2 separate regions of the Mus musculus genome follow, and region 1 is linked to region 2. The links are chromatin loops, found by intact Hi-C in ENCODE. Cell type or tissue: heart. All regions are shown on one strand.

What was found. Peaks named below come from ENCODE experiments on the same cell type or tissue, not always from the same donor. Only the 100,000 strongest peaks of a DNase experiment are listed, where the experiment ranks them.
Region 1: it touches region 2 in a loop (3-fold over the local background); 5 of 42 quality-filtered maps call a loop at or near these places.

What each region holds. Positions count from the first base shown.
Region 1 is chr4:136,048,923-136,056,922 of GRCm38, forward strand. It overlaps Rpl11 (ribosomal protein L11), which reads right to left and starts at 4,471. Exons shown (of 6, transcript NM_025919.3): 1 at 4,426-4,471; 2 at 3,645-3,795; 3 at 2,692-2,798; 4 at 2,249-2,380; 5 at 1,358-1,468; 6 at 432-1,094. The coding sequence starts at 4,431. The coding sequence ends at 1,065. In heart, a CTCF peak has its summit at 4,566; DNase peaks (open chromatin) are centred at 3,769 and 4,489; H3K4me3 peaks cover 3,243 bases; H3K27ac peaks cover 2,179 bases.
Region 2 is chr4:135,885,945-135,893,944 of GRCm38, forward strand. No RefSeq gene overlaps it. Among named protein-coding and RNA genes, the nearest start is that of Cnr2, 5.2 kb to the right of the region's middle. In heart, CTCF peaks have their summits at 4,128 (motif pointing right) and 7,151; a DNase peak (open chromatin) is centred at 4,167; H3K27ac peaks cover 248 bases.

The DNA.
Region 1 (8,000 bases), 160 kb after region 2:
AAAGTTGAATTAAAGTAAATTTAAGAGAGTTGGGCATGGCCCTGTGTGCCTTTAGCCCCTAAGCAGAGGGGCTTAGGAGGCAGAGGGCCAGGATTCTGCATCCTGGTGTGACCAAGGAGTTCTTGGACACACCAAAGATAGGACAGTCAGAGATGAGAGACCATCTCAAAACAAGTGTTGAACACACAGATGGAAACAGCTTAAATAAATGGTGGCTTGTGTGTGTTTGCTCCATGGAAGGCAGCAACCTAGTTTCTGGCAGAACATCACACCAGGACGTGGTACTCCCCATTAGGCTAGGCTGGCTGGCAAGAACCCTTTATGAGTAATGGCGATTAAATTTGAATTTAGGTCTCAAGCTCACACTGTTACCTACTGTGCCACTTACACAGTCCCCAAAATAATGGCTTTGATCACTAGTGACAGGATTCTTCACACCAAAACAAGCCAAGTTTTAATGTGTTAGGATTCCACGAACAAAACACACAAAAAAAAATTCAAGTGCTCACACGCCTAGTAGTTGTCTGATGATTGCTTCCGTGAAAGAGACAGATCTGCTCCAGGTTACCATAGCTAATCAAGGGAGGACTAATCCGACAATTTGCCTGTGAGACTTCCTTCCTAACAAGGCCTCCCTCCCAACTGTGTCATTTTAAATGCAACTCAACTATGAACAAAGCCAAAATAGTCTTTACCACCACACCAGAAGCTGTGGTCCCTTCACCACACACCAAGTCACAAACAAGGGACACCTGCTGGGACTGGGACATTGTCCCAGCCCTTAATTACAACCAAATCCAAACCCTAACCAACCCAATACCTCTCAAAACCCACTTAAAGGACCTCTGCACCACAGCCCACCCACAGGGCACTCAATGCTCAGTCTCAGCTGTGGGGAGACACTGGAGTCCAGGACGCAGGCTGCCGCCGCCACCAGCAATTCTCATCGAGGCTTTCTTTAAGTGCTTGTGGTCCCAGGATCTGAATGAGGCCACGCGCCTTTCACAAACACACAACTGTAACATGCATTTCTGAGAAAATTTTATTAGCTTTTTGGATCAAGTTTATTTTCCAGGAAGGATGATTCCATCGTACTGAAAGAGAAGAAATTGCATGTTTTCAGAACAAGGTCAGAGCAAGAACTGCAACAAAGACTAACGTCTGAGAATTCTGACTCCAGATACCTACACTCAAGACCTTTTCAAACACCAACCCTAGGAGGCATTTACCAAAATGCCCAGATATTCCATCTTTATACAAGCTACCCACCAAACAGCACTGTACCTGCAGAGCTCCCATCCCAACACCAGTCCCCAGCACCACAGAGCACCAGCTCACGTGGGACAATCGGCTTTACCTTCTGCTGGAACCAGCGCATGGCCTCCTCCTTGCTGATTCTGTGTTTGGCCCCAATGCAGCCTGTTCTGCGCTTCTTGTCTGCGATGCTGAACCCTGGCCTACCCAGCACCTGTGCCAGAATAACCAACAGTCACCCAGCCAGCTCAGAGTTGGCTCAACAGTGAACAGACAAGACTCACACTTTACAGACTGACCTTCAAGTCATCAAGACTAGTACCTCAGCTGGACAGAACTGTCATTAGCTACCCAGACAACACACCAGGCAGTACACACACATGCCCCGCAGGCTTCCTCCTCAACTGGTCTCTATCCTTGTAACTCCAGTCCCAATTCCAGTATGTGATTCCCTTGTCCTCTCTCTTCTGGCCTCCACAGGCACCAGGCACACACATGGTGCAGATATACATGCAGGGAGTTCAAGGCCAGCTTAGGCTGTAAATCAAAGACCCTGCCTCAAAACAAAAACTTACATGTGCAATGTGGAAAAATTTAAGTCGCCAAAAGCAGCATACCCCCCCAAAGCGCTTTCCACTATGATAACGGCCATTCCCACATGACAATCCCCATTTGAGCAGTCTGCACCCCCCACATTTCCATGACTTCCTCACAGAACTCCTGTGCCCCAGGCTAAGGAGATGAGTGGAGACAGGGAAGCAAATTCGAAGGGCAAATGCAGCCCAGGATGACCCAGAGAGCTTTGCAACGGCAGGGAATAAACCCCGGAACCTCTACACTTGCTACAAGGCCCTTTTCTGAGGGGGACACACAGGCAGACAAGACACGAGACTTCAACCCAGCTCCCCATCCCAACAGCAGGACAGCATGTGTGGACGTCGACAGAGGAGCCACCTCTCCCCACAGGCAGCTTGGGACTGAGAAGTCCACATACCACATAGAAGTCCAGGCCGTAGATCCCAATGCTTGGGTCGTATTTGATGCCCAGGTCAATGTGTTCTTGAATTCCAAAACCAAAGTTTCCAGTATCCGAGAAGTTATTTTTCCGCAACTCATACTCCCGCACCTGAATGGACACAGAAGTGACCATGCTATCCATCATGTTCAAGTAGCCCAACATGAGCTCAGATCAACACCCAGTAGGCCCAGAGCAAAACCAAAACTCTGTGAGTCCTAGCTAGGAGCACAGGTATCCCTCCCCTAACCAAGTCATGCCCCAGCTACAAATGCCATCAAACGATCCCCACTTCCAAAGAGCAGAGAAAATCCCAAGGACAGAAATCCAGGAACAGTCATCTCTGAAACGCCAAGGCACTGTATGTGTGTATATATAGCCCATCTCTGACAATGCAGCAGCCTCCACCCCACCAGCCTCACCTTCAGGCCTTTCTCCAGAATTTCCTCTGCCTTGGCTCCGCGGACTGTGCAGTGAACAGCAATCTTCTCATTTCTCCGGATGCCAAAGGACCTGACAGTGTATCTAGCTGCAGGACGGGGACACAAGAGGCAGGTAATGTCTTATTTCCATTGCACGGCATCTAGCGTGTCAGTCAACATCGTCCACAACACAGAAAACAGAGCTTTCCATCTCTAATTTACCCAGCCATACTAAGAACCTCAAACAGCATGGCCATAGTAACAGACACAGGTTAGCAAGACTGTTACATTCCTTGAGAGAGAAAAATCTCAAATGTAGCCCAGGCTGGCCTTGAACTGGCAGCAATCCTCCTGCTTCAGCCTGGGTAATGGGGTTACAGTTGTGGGCTATCAGGCCCAACCAATGATTATGCTCTAATTGGGAGACTAAAACTGACAAAAGCCAGTGTTTTCAAAATGCTGACTGTGGTCCTAAGAAACAGTATCCAAACCCAATCACAGACCACCCACAACCACACTAGCAACAGACTCCATGTTTCTAGCAAGGTAACTCCTGTCATGTGGCCAAACAAGGGAATCACAATTCATTTTAAGTGAGTTGAGGCAGAGCCAGAAGTTAAGAAGCACTGGTGGGGGGGTGTTGGAAAGATGGCTCAGAGGTTTAACAGGTTCTGAGGACCTACACGGTTGTTCACAACCAACAGAAACGGGATCTGATTCCCTCTTCTGTCATGTGGGCATGCATGCAAACAGAGTACCCATGCACACACACACAAATACAAATAAAAGCATGGATAGGACCTCATGCCAACAGTGTACGGTATTAACCCTGTTCTTAGCTGTCAACCAGGCCCACGACAGCTCACGTTATAAGTCCATTTGCACCCGTGCTCCGGTCAGATGAAGCAAGCTTTCCAGATCCACTCCTCTCTGGTCAGCCCACCGCCACTCACCTTTGGAGAACACCGGGGTCTGGCCTGTGAGCTGCTCCAACACCTTGGCTGCCCGGGTCAGTCTGTCTCCGCTCTCCCCGACGCAGATATTGAGGCAGAGCTTGCGGATGCGCAGTTCCCGCATGGGGTTCTCCTTTTCCCCTTGATCTTGCTGCGAAGAGGGACACAGCCATCAACACCCTCCCGCCCCGTCAGAGACGAGAAACAGCCAAGGTCTTCTCCGCTCTGACTTCTATCGTCCCGGATCCCGCCTAAGCCCTCGGGACCACCAAGGTCTCCGCGTTTGGAAGAGAACGAACACAGAGAGAGAGCCTGAATCCCAAGCGGATCCACGAGTAGGGAACAGACACTAGAGATCGTAGAAAGTATACAATGTAACCCTAATCAAAACTACAGGAAGTACCGGCCTCTGCGCCATGCCGTCCCCCTTCCCAAGCTAGCACGGGTCCTGCGAGTAGGACTCGCAGAAACTCCCCAGCACCACACAAGCTGCAAGTGTCCCCTTGGCCCCGCCGTGGACCTCCGCACGTCGCGCTCGCACTTCCGGCAGCCCCCAGACACTGCGTCTGGGCCCTCGGGGCTGCAGACCTGAGCCCCATTCTTAGGATGGGCGGCGATGCGGCGGGGGTGCCCCACGGCCGCCCAGTCCCGCCGGGCTTAATGCCAACAGCCTCGCGGGCTCCGTCCTCCTCCGGCCACCCGCGAGACAGCCGCCCTGGGCTCCGCCGACTGCGGATGGAGACGGATGAAAGCGAGGCAAAGCCAACTCTCGCCTACTCACCGCCATGGTGGAGAACAGGAAGAGAGAGGGAGACTTCCGGCCCCGTGGCCTTATGGGTCAGGAGGCGGGCTTTTCTTCTAGGCAGACAAACGAGGGGAGAGGGGGAAAGAGAGGCATAGCTGTCGTGGCGCTGCCACCTCTAGTGGACTGTCCTCGAAACTGCAGTCATCTTGGGCAAAAGACTAGGTCGTGGGTTGTCCGATGCTGGTATGTTCTTGAGTCCATGACTCCAAGAACAGTCTCAGAACCTGGTGGTTCTTGAGTGATGTCACTGCCCAAAGTCCATTAAATCAGTTGAGCAAAGGGCTAGAGAGAAGGCTTTACAGTTAAGAACAAAATTCCCGGCATGAACACGGTATTTCAAAACTGGTTGTGCCTCCAGTTCCAGGGAGACAGATCCCTCTTCTGGCATCTACAGGCATCAGGCCATGTGTGCATACAGGCAAAACACCCATATAAATAAAATAATTTTTATAAATAAATAAGCTGAGACGCCAGGCAGTGGTGGCGCACGCCTTCAATCCCAGCACTTGGGAGGCAGAGGCAGGTGGATTTCTGAATTCTGGTCTACAGAGTGAGTTCCAGGACAGCCAAGGTTAGACTGAGAAACCCTGTCTCGAAAAACAAAAACAAAAACAAAAACAAAAAAATCAGCTGAGGCTGGAGAGACAGCGCAGTAGTTAAGAGCACTTGACAGCTCTTCCCAAGGTCCTGAGTTCAATTATCAACAACCACATGGTAGCTCACAGACATCTGTAATGGGATCTGATGCCCTCTTCTGGTATGCAGGTGTACATGCAGATAGAGTACTCATACATAAAATAAGTGCGAAGATAAAAAGAAACCATACAGATTCTAGACCCTTTACTTTGTAACTATGTTAACAAGTATACAAATCAGAGTAGTGGCTTAAATCAGCTGTTCCAGTCTGATGCCCTTGTCTTCCTTCTGAGGACCCCAGGCACACACTTACAAGGACATATGTGCAGGAAAAACTTAAATACAGATAAACTAATAAATAAAAAGTAAATTTTGAAAATAAGAGTCCTGAGCTGTGAATACAGGCAGGTGTGGGTTTGATCCAACTAGCTAGTTACTAATTAAAATTACTTCTGTCTGTTTTCCCCTTGTGTAAAACAGCTACTTCTGTGTCATGGGTTACTGTGTAATTCAGTGAAGTATGTAAGTTGTTACTTTTATAATTAAGTCAAGCCTACAACATCCAAGCAACACCCACCTTCCAAAAGAAGTATTAGACATGGTAGCTAAAAAGAAAAAGGACATCAGAGGTGAGAGAGAGAGAGAGAGAGAGAGAGAGAGAGAGAGAGAGATCTGACAATGGCTTACAGATGCTTCTGAGAAGAGATCATCAGTTACAGACTATAGGACACGCCCCCTTCCAGGGTTACATTGAATCCTCAGAAGCTGAACTCAAGGATGAGGACCACCAAGATCCACATCCCAGGCAGATGCTGGCCTTCCTTGAGTCAGTCAGTTTCTCTAACATGAATGCATGGGCAAAGAAGAACACAGACGCCTTCGGTAGAAAAAGGGCCTGCCCTCTCCTTCCTGCTGCCCCCAGTACCCTTCTCTAACCCACACAGGGAGGCCAGAAGCCCCCCAGCATTTCCAACCTTTCAAACCTACACATAATGAGAATTTCAGTTTGTTTGTTTGTTTGTTTTGTTTTTGGTATTTTTCAAGACAGGGTTTCTCTGTGTAGCCCTGGCTGTCCTGGAACTCACTTTGTAGACCAGGCTGGCCTCGAACTCAGAAATCCGCCTGCCTCTGCCTCCCGAGTGCTGGGATTAAAGGTGTGCACCACCATGACCGACTAGTTTGTTTTTTTAAAGCCCAGTTATGTTATGTGATTATGTTCTTGTTTTGATCCCAGGTGGGGGACATGGGGCTGTTTCAGATTATCCATGCCCAATAACTATGATTTCTTTTATGCTCTAGAAGGGGTGTGATTTTCACAAGCTGTAGATGTTTATGTTTTGAATTCTGGGGACACTTCAGAAAGCTTAAATGCAAGGGGCCCAAGAGGGCCTGTGACAGCTGCTGCTCCCCATGTTGTTGCTCCCCGTTGCTGCTGCAACAGATAATAGAACCCAATAAAGAAGCCAAAAAATCCAGTTATGAGTGACCCCTAACACAGAGCAGAATGAGACACATGGGGCCAGGCGTGGTGGCACTTGCCTTTAATCCCAGCACTTGGGAGGCAGGGGAAGGTGAATTTCCGAGTTTGAGACCAGCCTGGTCTACACAGAGAAACCCTGTCTCAAAAAAAAAATAAAAAAAACCAAAGAGAGAGAGAGAGAGAGAGAGAGAGAGAGAGAGAGAGAAGAGAGAGAAGAGAGAGAGAGAGAGAAGAGAGAGAGAGAGAGAGAGAGAGAGAGAGAGAGAGAGAGAGAGGATTCCTAATGCCATAGGAGAAGTGGTGGCAAGGGAAGAAGAAATGAGAGTTCTGCTTCAGGACATTACCAAAAAGTTTACTGCTGCTGGCTCTGGGTTCTCTCCCACACTGCTCCCAGAGGGGAATTTCTATTTCCTCCTCCTCCTCCTCCTCCTCATCCTCCTCCTCCTCATCCTCCTCCTCTCCTTCTCCTTCTTCTTCATCTTCTCCCTGTATTCTATTTCAAAGAGGATTGGGAGAATGGCTGAGCAATGGGAAAAGTTGTGAGTGGATATGGAGGGATCTGAGAAACAGAAAAAAAAAAAAAAAAAGAATGAAATGGGGAAACCAGAAGGATCATTCTGTTCTCTCATTTTTGAAAGGGTTGCAACATTGCCTGTGCAACTGAAAGGGCTCCAGGTAGAGACAGGAGCTCTTGAAAAGCCAGTAGCACTGGAAAAGGGGGAACAGAAAGACTCAGACCTGGTGACTCACAGCCAGAGCTTCTCATGGGATGAAAGAGGGAAGCCAGCTGGGCATGAAGGCAGAGCCTGGCTCCACCCTGTGCCTTTCACTTCTTTTCACTTCGGGTCTCAAGTCCCCAAAGACCCTGGGTGGAGCAAGGAGCCAGGAGAAGCAGGAGACCATGTTTTAAGAGGAAGGGTTAGTCTTGAGCCAAGTACCCTGCCAGAGGAGGGACCTGGAATTACAAAATCACCACCGGTTTTCTGATTGTAATTGTGCAGCACATGCCTGCTAATGATGCTGATCACGATTATGATGAGATAATGTGGTGCCCTATAGAAATGATAGATCTGAGGCTTTATAAAGATGCTATCCTTTCATGTAGAGTGCATTCCCCTTGTGTTAAATAGTCACCGGACTACCCATAATAGAGTTATTCCCCAAGACTGGAAATGTTTGCTAACAGCCAACCCCAATTAAATGTTTGCCTTTATAAGAGTTGCCTTGGTCATGGTGTCTCTTCACAGCAATAAAATCATAGCTAAGAGAGAAGTTGGTGCAAGGCTGAGGCATTGCTATGATAGGCCTGACCATGCTTTGTTTTGAGGAATATGGATTTTGCGACTTTTGAAAACAGTGGAATGCTTCAAGTGGGGTTTAGTAGGCCATACTAGTAGAAACATGGAAGACCACTGTGGTACTGAGGGTAATTTCA
Region 2 (8,000 bases):
ACTGGTGTGGTCCCTCCCAGAAAGGGTTGAGTATCTGGAGAGGAACCTAAGACGCAAGAGCACACAGCAAAGCAAGGCACAGTCAGACATAGGACTTTGCTTCCCCACTGTCCCCTCATCCATCTGGGTCTTAACTCTACAGTCCCTGCTGGCCCCGAAGTCACTGTGGAGATCAGGCTGTCGAGAACTCAGAGATTCAAGGCATATACCACCATGCCTAGCCTGTTACTGATTGGTGTGTGTGTGTGTGTGTGTGATGTGTGTTCATGTGTGTGTGACATCAGGTGTCACTTTCTATTCAGTTCTCTTGAGAAAGAACTGTCCCTGAACATAGAGCTTGCTGACTTCACCCACCTACCCACCCCCCAACCTCTGTATGCCCTGGCTGGGTCACCAGCAATCCCTGGGGATCTTCCTGTCTGCTCTCAGTGCTGTGCGGGGCCCCAGCCAGTGTTGTGGGGCAGGAGGTGGGGGTTGCAGGTGTGCACCACACACGCTCAGCTTTTACCAGGATCCAGGTTTGAAAATGCTCTCACCACTAAGTTAACTCCTTCCCCCTATTTGCTTTGTCGTGGGTCCTGAAATCTACCCTTGAAGATACGGTTATCTTAGCTGTGCCTGGTGGTGTGGGTCTATCATCACAGCTATTTAAAAGACTGAAGCCAAAGGATTCCAAAACTTAGGCTGGGCTATGGACTGAGTTCAAGCCTAGGCAACTTACTGGGACCCAGATACACACCTGGATGACCTGATACACACCTGGATGACCTGATACACTCCTGGATGACCTGATACACACCTGGATGACCTGATACACTCCTGGATGACCTGATACACACCTGGATGACCTGATACACACCTGGATGACCTGATGCACACCTGGATGACCTGATGCACACCTGGATGACCTGATACACACCTGGATGACCTGATACACACCTGGATGACCTGATACACACCTATGAATCCTAGCACTTGAGAGTTTTAAAACTGGGGGTTGGGGGGGCGTTGATGAGAATATACAAGACCAATGTGGGCAACTGTGTAGGACCCCATCTAAAACAAAAAAGACAAAACAAAACTGAGCCAGCAAGATTGCTCAATGGTTAAAGCTACTTACCCCTGAGTTCAAGAACCTACATAAAAGATGGAAGGAGAAAACTGAGTCCACACTGTTGCCTTCTGTTCTCCACACTCTTCATAGGGCATGTGTGTGCTGCCTTCAACAACATCAACAATAACAGTGAAAATAAAATCTTAAAAACAATTGAATGCCGGGGCCTAGCAAACACAGAAGTGGATGCTCACAGTCAGCTATTGGATGGATCACAGGGCCCCCAATGGAGGAGCTAGAGAAAGTATCCAAGGAGCCAAAGGGAACTGCAACCCTATAGGTAGAACAACAATATGAACTAGCCAGTACCCCTGAGCTCTTGACTCTAGCTGCATATGTATCAGAAGATGGCCTAGTCGGCCATCACTGGAAAGAGAGGCCCATTGGTCATGCAAACTTTATATGCCCCAGTACAGGGGAAAGCCAGGGTCAAAAAGTGGGAGTGGGTGGGTGGGGGAGTTGGGGAGGAGGGTATGGGGGACTTTTGGGATAGCATTGGAAATGTAAATGAGGAAAATACCTAATAAAAAATATTTTTAAAAAGATATACATATGAAGAAAAAAAACAATTGAGTGGACTGGGTGTGGAGGCGCACGCCTTTAATCCCAGTACTCGGGAGGCAGAGGCAGGCAGATTTCTGAGTTGGAGGCCAGCCTGGTCTACAGAGTGAGTTCCAGGACAGCCAGGGCTATACAGAGAAACCCTGTCTAAAAATAAAAAAATAAATTGAATGGTAAAATTATTTGTGACATACTAATTGTAAAGTTTGTAAGACTATTCAAGGGAAGCCACAGACCAAAGGACAGAGACTGAGGGCTGGAGAGGTGGCTCAGCAGTTAAGATCACTGGCTGCTCTTCTGAAGGCCCTGAGTTCAATTCCCAGCAACCACATGGTGGCTCACAACCATCTGTAATGGGATCTGATGCCCTCTTCTGGCATGCAGGTGTACATGCAGATAGAGTATTCACATTCATAAAATAAATAAATAAAATAAAATAAAGCACAGAGACTGTATAGGCCAAAGAGCATCTCTCACTCCAAGAAAGGGAGGGCAGGGAATGTATGGCATCAGGAAAAGATTGCCAAGACAGGAAAAGCAGTGAGCCCATTTCTAGAAACACCTCCAAAGAGCTGTCCCCTGACCTCCACAACACAGAGAGGGAGGGGGAGGGGGAGGGAGAGGGAAACGTCCGGAGGGATGGACTGGGTGGGGCATAACTTTAATCTGATCAGGAGATGGAGCTAGGCCGATCTTTGTGTTCTAGGCCAGCATGACCTACAATAGTGAGTTCCAGGAAGAGGAGGCCGTGGGAGAAAGCTGAACCATGAAAGAAACACCAGGGGGAAGGAGGATTCTGGCTGGACTGACAAATGGGGCCGGAGGACAGGGTACCAGAGCTCAGCAGAGAGGATGAAGAGCCTGAGCAGGCTCCTCTGCTAGCACCGACCAGTGCAGACGTGCGTGCGCACGGACAGAAATCCAGGGCGAGCTTGCCTGCGTGGAGGGTTCACCGTGACGCGTGTAAGCGTGTAAGCAGGGGACGGCAGAGGGAAGGTGTGTGTCTCCTAAGCCTGCAATGGAGAACGGAGAACGACGTGGTGATCCCATCCATTTCCCGTTCCAGGAAGCCCGAGCTAGGCCTCTCCAGAACTTCTCCAGCCAGCTCAACACGCACAGAGTGGCTCCTACCCAGAACCTGTGCCCCAGCAAATGGTAGCAAGGATCTCCTCCCTCTCACCCAGTTCCCTTAACACTTGAGTAGGACCTGTACTTTGTTTGACGTGGCTTTCTTCCATGGCCGCCTCTTCCTGGAACTCACTATTGTAGGTCATGCTGGCCTAGAACACAAAGATCGGTGTATCTCCATTTCCTGAGTAGATTAAATGTATGCCCCACCCAGTCCAGCCCTCCGGATGGTTCTCTCCCCCGCTCCCCCCTCTCTTTCCCTCTCTCAGATCACCAGGTATGTACACCAAGGGTCTTTACTCGGTGAACTCTCTCTCTTGGGTCCTGGCACTGACCCTGTCCTGCCTCAGCCTCTAGAGACTTAGGCAGGGGCCAGTGCACTGGGCTGTGGTGACCTCTCCTTGAATACCATTGCAAGAGGAGAGAAATAGACTCAACCCTTAGATACAATAAGGGCCAAAGGAAGGCTTTGGTCCTAGAAGCTCAACAAGGGGTCTGTAGATGCAGTTAAAAAGGGAAGACACCAAGGTCAGTTGACTCTGGCTTAATGGCAGGCCAGGAGTTTTCACCTCCGAGGTGAAAGCTAAGGAGTTTCAAATGTCAAAGGTCAAATGTCAAAGGTCAAATGTCTAGGAGACCATGACTTAGTAAGATGTTGTTGTTGTTTTTCAAGACAGGGTTTCTCTGTGTAGCCTTTTGCTATCCTGGACTCGCTCTGTAGACCAGGCTGGCCTCGAACTCACAGAGATCTGCCTGCCTCTGCCTCCTGAGTGCTGGGATGAAAGCCTAAAGCCGTGTGCCACCATGCTGGACCACAGGATTTGTTCGATTGTTTTTGTTTGGTTTTAAGTAGAGTTAATTGTATTGAGAAGATGTAAGAAAGAACTCCAGAGAGTGTGAGGAACTCCATGGGAGGAACAACCAGGCTTCTTTCTTTGTTTGAGACAGGGGCCCACTCAAGGCTATCCTCCAGCCTCAACCACCCCAGGACTGTCATGACAAGTGTGCACCATGGAGTCTTCCTGTAGTGCTCTCTGCTAATACTCGATAGAGTAGGGCAGAGCCAAGGCCAAAGCTTAGCTGAAAATACGAGGACCCTGAACTGAAGTCTGGTCAAAGAGAATATTCATGAGACACATGCATTTATCTTGTATTCACACTTCTCTCTACCACTTACTTTTTTTTTATTTCTTTCTTTGTTTTTTGCATCAGAAGATTTCTTATTCTTGTGCAAGTGTGTGTATGTAGAGATCAGAGAACAACAGCTGAACAAAGCCAATTCTCTCCTTCCACACCCCTTGGGGCCTAAACAGCTCAGCCACAGCCAGTAGATGGCAGCACGTCACAGTACGAAGCCCTCAGGGTGATCCACTGTAATAGGAGTGGGAGGACTTGTGTTCTGAGTGGACCCAGCCAGGTGGACAGGATACAAAGGGGAGATGCTGGGATGCCCTTATTGACCACGTGACCTGAGGTGGGCTCAAGGCCCGCAGCAGGGCCTCACTTAGGAGCTGGCTAGGAATGTAGATTCTTTCTTTCTTTCTTTCTTTCTTTCTTTCTTTCTTTCTCTCTCTCTCTCTCTCTCTCTCTCTCTCTCTCTCTCTCTCTTCTTTCTTTCTTTCTTTCTTCTTCTTCTTCTTCTTCTTCTTCTTCTTCTTCTTCTTCTTCTTCTTCTTCTTCCTCCTCCTCCTCCTCCTCCCCTTCTTCTTCTTCCTTCCTCCTCCCCTTCTTCTTCTTCTTCCTTCCTCCTCCCCTTCTTCTTCCTCTTCTCCCCTCCTCCTCCTCCTCCTCCTCCTTCTTCTTTTCCAGTACTAAATACAAGGTCTTTATCTCTTCCAGATTAAACATTTTGGGTGGGCTGGAGAGATGACTCAGTGGTTAAGAGCACCAACTGCTCTTCCGAAGGCCCTGAGTTCAAATCCCAGCAACCACATGGTGGCTCATAACCATCTGTAATGATAACTGAATCTCTTCTGGGGTGTCTGAAGACAGCTATGGTGTACTTACATATAATAAATAAATAAATCTTTTAACAAAAAAATTAAAGATTTTGGGTATAATCATATAAAGATAAAGAATCAAGTTTTGCGACCTAAAAACATTTACTTTTTAAAACTATATTAAACCGTGGTGGCTCACGCCTTTAATCCCAGCACTCAGGAGACAGAGGCAGGTGGATTTCTGAGTTCGAGGCCAGCCTGGTCTACAACGTGAGTTCCAGGACTGCCAGGGCTATACAGAGAAACCTTGTCTTGAAAAACCAAAACCAAAACCAAAAACTATATTAATACTCTAGTAAACTATACAAAAATATAAGGTGACAAACATGTACATTTATAGAACTGCATATCAGTCAGGCCAGATCCTGCAGAAGGAATTCCCAGCATGGCCTCATTCATCTGTGAGGACACAGAGCAGTCCTTGTTTGGCCAGACACCATCTTCTCCTGCATGAGCTGCTCTTCACAGCTTGATGGCTTCCTTCCATAGTTGTCTACCTCTCAGGACAGACATTTACCTTCCTCATCCACCAGCCATTGGAGGAGGGCCTGGGCCACAAAGATGATTGATTCCACCCATTCTTGGTGGAGGGTTTCCTGATGGGAAAACAAAAAACAAAAAAACCCTACAAATCCTGCTATTCCCCCCAGAAGAAATCTGTTATGAAAGACAGTCTCCATGGGAACTGATTCTGGCTGCCCAGCACTTGACCATTTGAGATATAAACCAACTTTCCTCCATTTACCTGCTTCCTAAGGACAGAGAAGTCCGGACCTCCTGGGGTTGCCGTACCTAGCCTCTCTCCACAGATTCTTGACCCAATCCTCCCACCTCCAGCCAGAAATCAGAGTCAGAGTCAGAGTCAGGGCCAGCAATCTGTTTGTCAGGTCCCTGGGTGATTCAGATGTGTGTGGAGGTTTTAAAGGTACCTTTTCTCTCCAACTTCCTCATTCCAGGAATGGGGAAATTGAGACCAGATGAAGGAAGTGACTTATCACACCAGAGAGAGCCCAGGAGGTGGTGATGGAGTAGCAGAGGGGCGGAGAGATGCCTCAGCAGTTAAGAGAGCTTGCTGCGCTTTCAGAGGACCTAAGTTGGGTTCCCAGCACCCACATGACAGCCTACAACCACCTCTAACTCCAGTTTCAGAGATTCAGAGATTCTTTACATATTCTTAAAATTTCAATCTCTTTAAAATATCCATCTCTTTTAAAATTCAAAGTCTTTTTACAATTAATAGTCTCTTAACTGTGGGCTCCACTAAAACAGTTTCTTCCTTCAAGAGGGAAAATATCAGGGCACAGTCACAATCAAAAGCAAAAGTCAATCTCCAACTGTCCAATGTCTGGGATCCAACTCACGATCTTCTGGGCTCCTCCAAGGGCTTGGGTCACTTCTCCAGCCAGGCCCTTTGTAGCACACGCGTCATCCTCTAGGCTCCAGATGTCTGTACTCCACTGCTGCTGCTGCTCTTGGTGGTCATCTCATGGTACTTGCATCTCCAAAACACTGCATGACCCCTTCAGTCCTGGGCCTTCAATTGCAACTGAGGCTGCACCTTCTGGCTTCCTCAAGTACTGCACATGGACACACACACATGGCTGAAGAGATGGCTCAGCAGTTAAGAGCACTGGCTGGTCTTCCAGAGGACCTGGCTTCAATTCCCAACACCCACATGGCAGCTCACGATTGTCTAACATCTGTTCCAGGGAATCCAACACCCTCACACAGACATACATGCAGGCAAAACACCAGTGTATATAAAAATACAAATAATAAGTTATTAAAGACAATAAACACACTTCAATAATAAAGTACATAACTTTTAAAAGAGAGAACTCAATTCTGCATACTTCTTTTCCCTGGTTCTTGTAATGTTTCCTTCCCTCCCTCCCTCATGTGTGCATGCCTCTAGCCACCATCACACACCCTGAGCCGCAGACAGAGCCAGGTGTTGGGGGACATGCCATTTCTCTTTCCCATGGCGGCTTCCTCAGAGCCAGATGTCTGGGAGTGAGAATTCTGAGCATTAGCTCCATCTTTCCCAGGTCACCCCTGCCACCTCCAGTTGCTTCTATGACTCTACACAGGTCAAGCACAGGCTGCAAGAGGGCCTCGCCTTGCCTTTCTGGCCTTTACTCTCATTTTGGAGGACCTGAACTCTCTCCCTGTTTCTTGATGGCAATTACTCTTTCTTGGGAGAGAAGCAAGAGCTGCCCTCCCCCAAAGGCTCTCCTTATCACAGCAGCCCCTCCCTGCAGCAGTAGGTCTGCTCCGAACACGTCAGATCCGGGACAAGAGCAGGGTCCTCAGCCTCCACAGTTGTGTAATGCTTAGCCGCATTAGCTGCATTCTTGGAGGCTACCCACTAGATGTCAGGAGAATACCTCCTGCTGGTGTGAAAACCAAAACCACACACACACACACACACACACACCCTGCATAGGGCTGTCTCACAAATCACCTAATTAACACCCTAACACCCTGTTAACTGTTCACTGTAACAAAAAAGGAAAAAGTTTGTTCCAGGCCTAGAGATGGAAGCTAAGGGCTGCTCACCTGCTGGGCAAGTACTCTACCACAGAGCTACATCCCTAGCCCTGAATAACTCTTAGTACATACATATCTCAAACATTTCTCTTTTTTTGTTTAAAGACTTAATTATTATATCTAAGTATATTGTAGCTGTCTTCAGACACACCAGAAGAGGGCATCAGATTTCATTACAGATGGTTGTGAGCCACCATGTAGTTGCTGGGATTTGAACTCAGGACCTTCAGAAGAGCAGTCAGTGCTCTTAACCACTGAGCCATCTCTCTAGCCCTCAAACATTTCTGCTGTATTCTCACATGCTGAATCTAGCAACATTACCCACAGCATAAAAATCTCCCTCCTGAAGAAGCCCTGATCATCCCTCCTATAGAGAAGACTTCATGTGATGGTCATAAGATTCCACTTAAACATTTTACCTAATGATAGCTGTAAAAATGTATGAGGAAGATACAATACCAGAGTATGTTCTAGAACTGGACATTAGAAACATACTTCCTAAGCCAGGTAGTGGTGGCACACACCTTTAATCCCAGCACTTGGGAGGCAGAGGCAGGCAGATTTCTCAGTTTGAGGCCAGCCTGGTCTACAGAGTGAGTTCCAGGACAGCCAGGGCTACAGAGAAACCTTGTCTTGAAATACCAAAA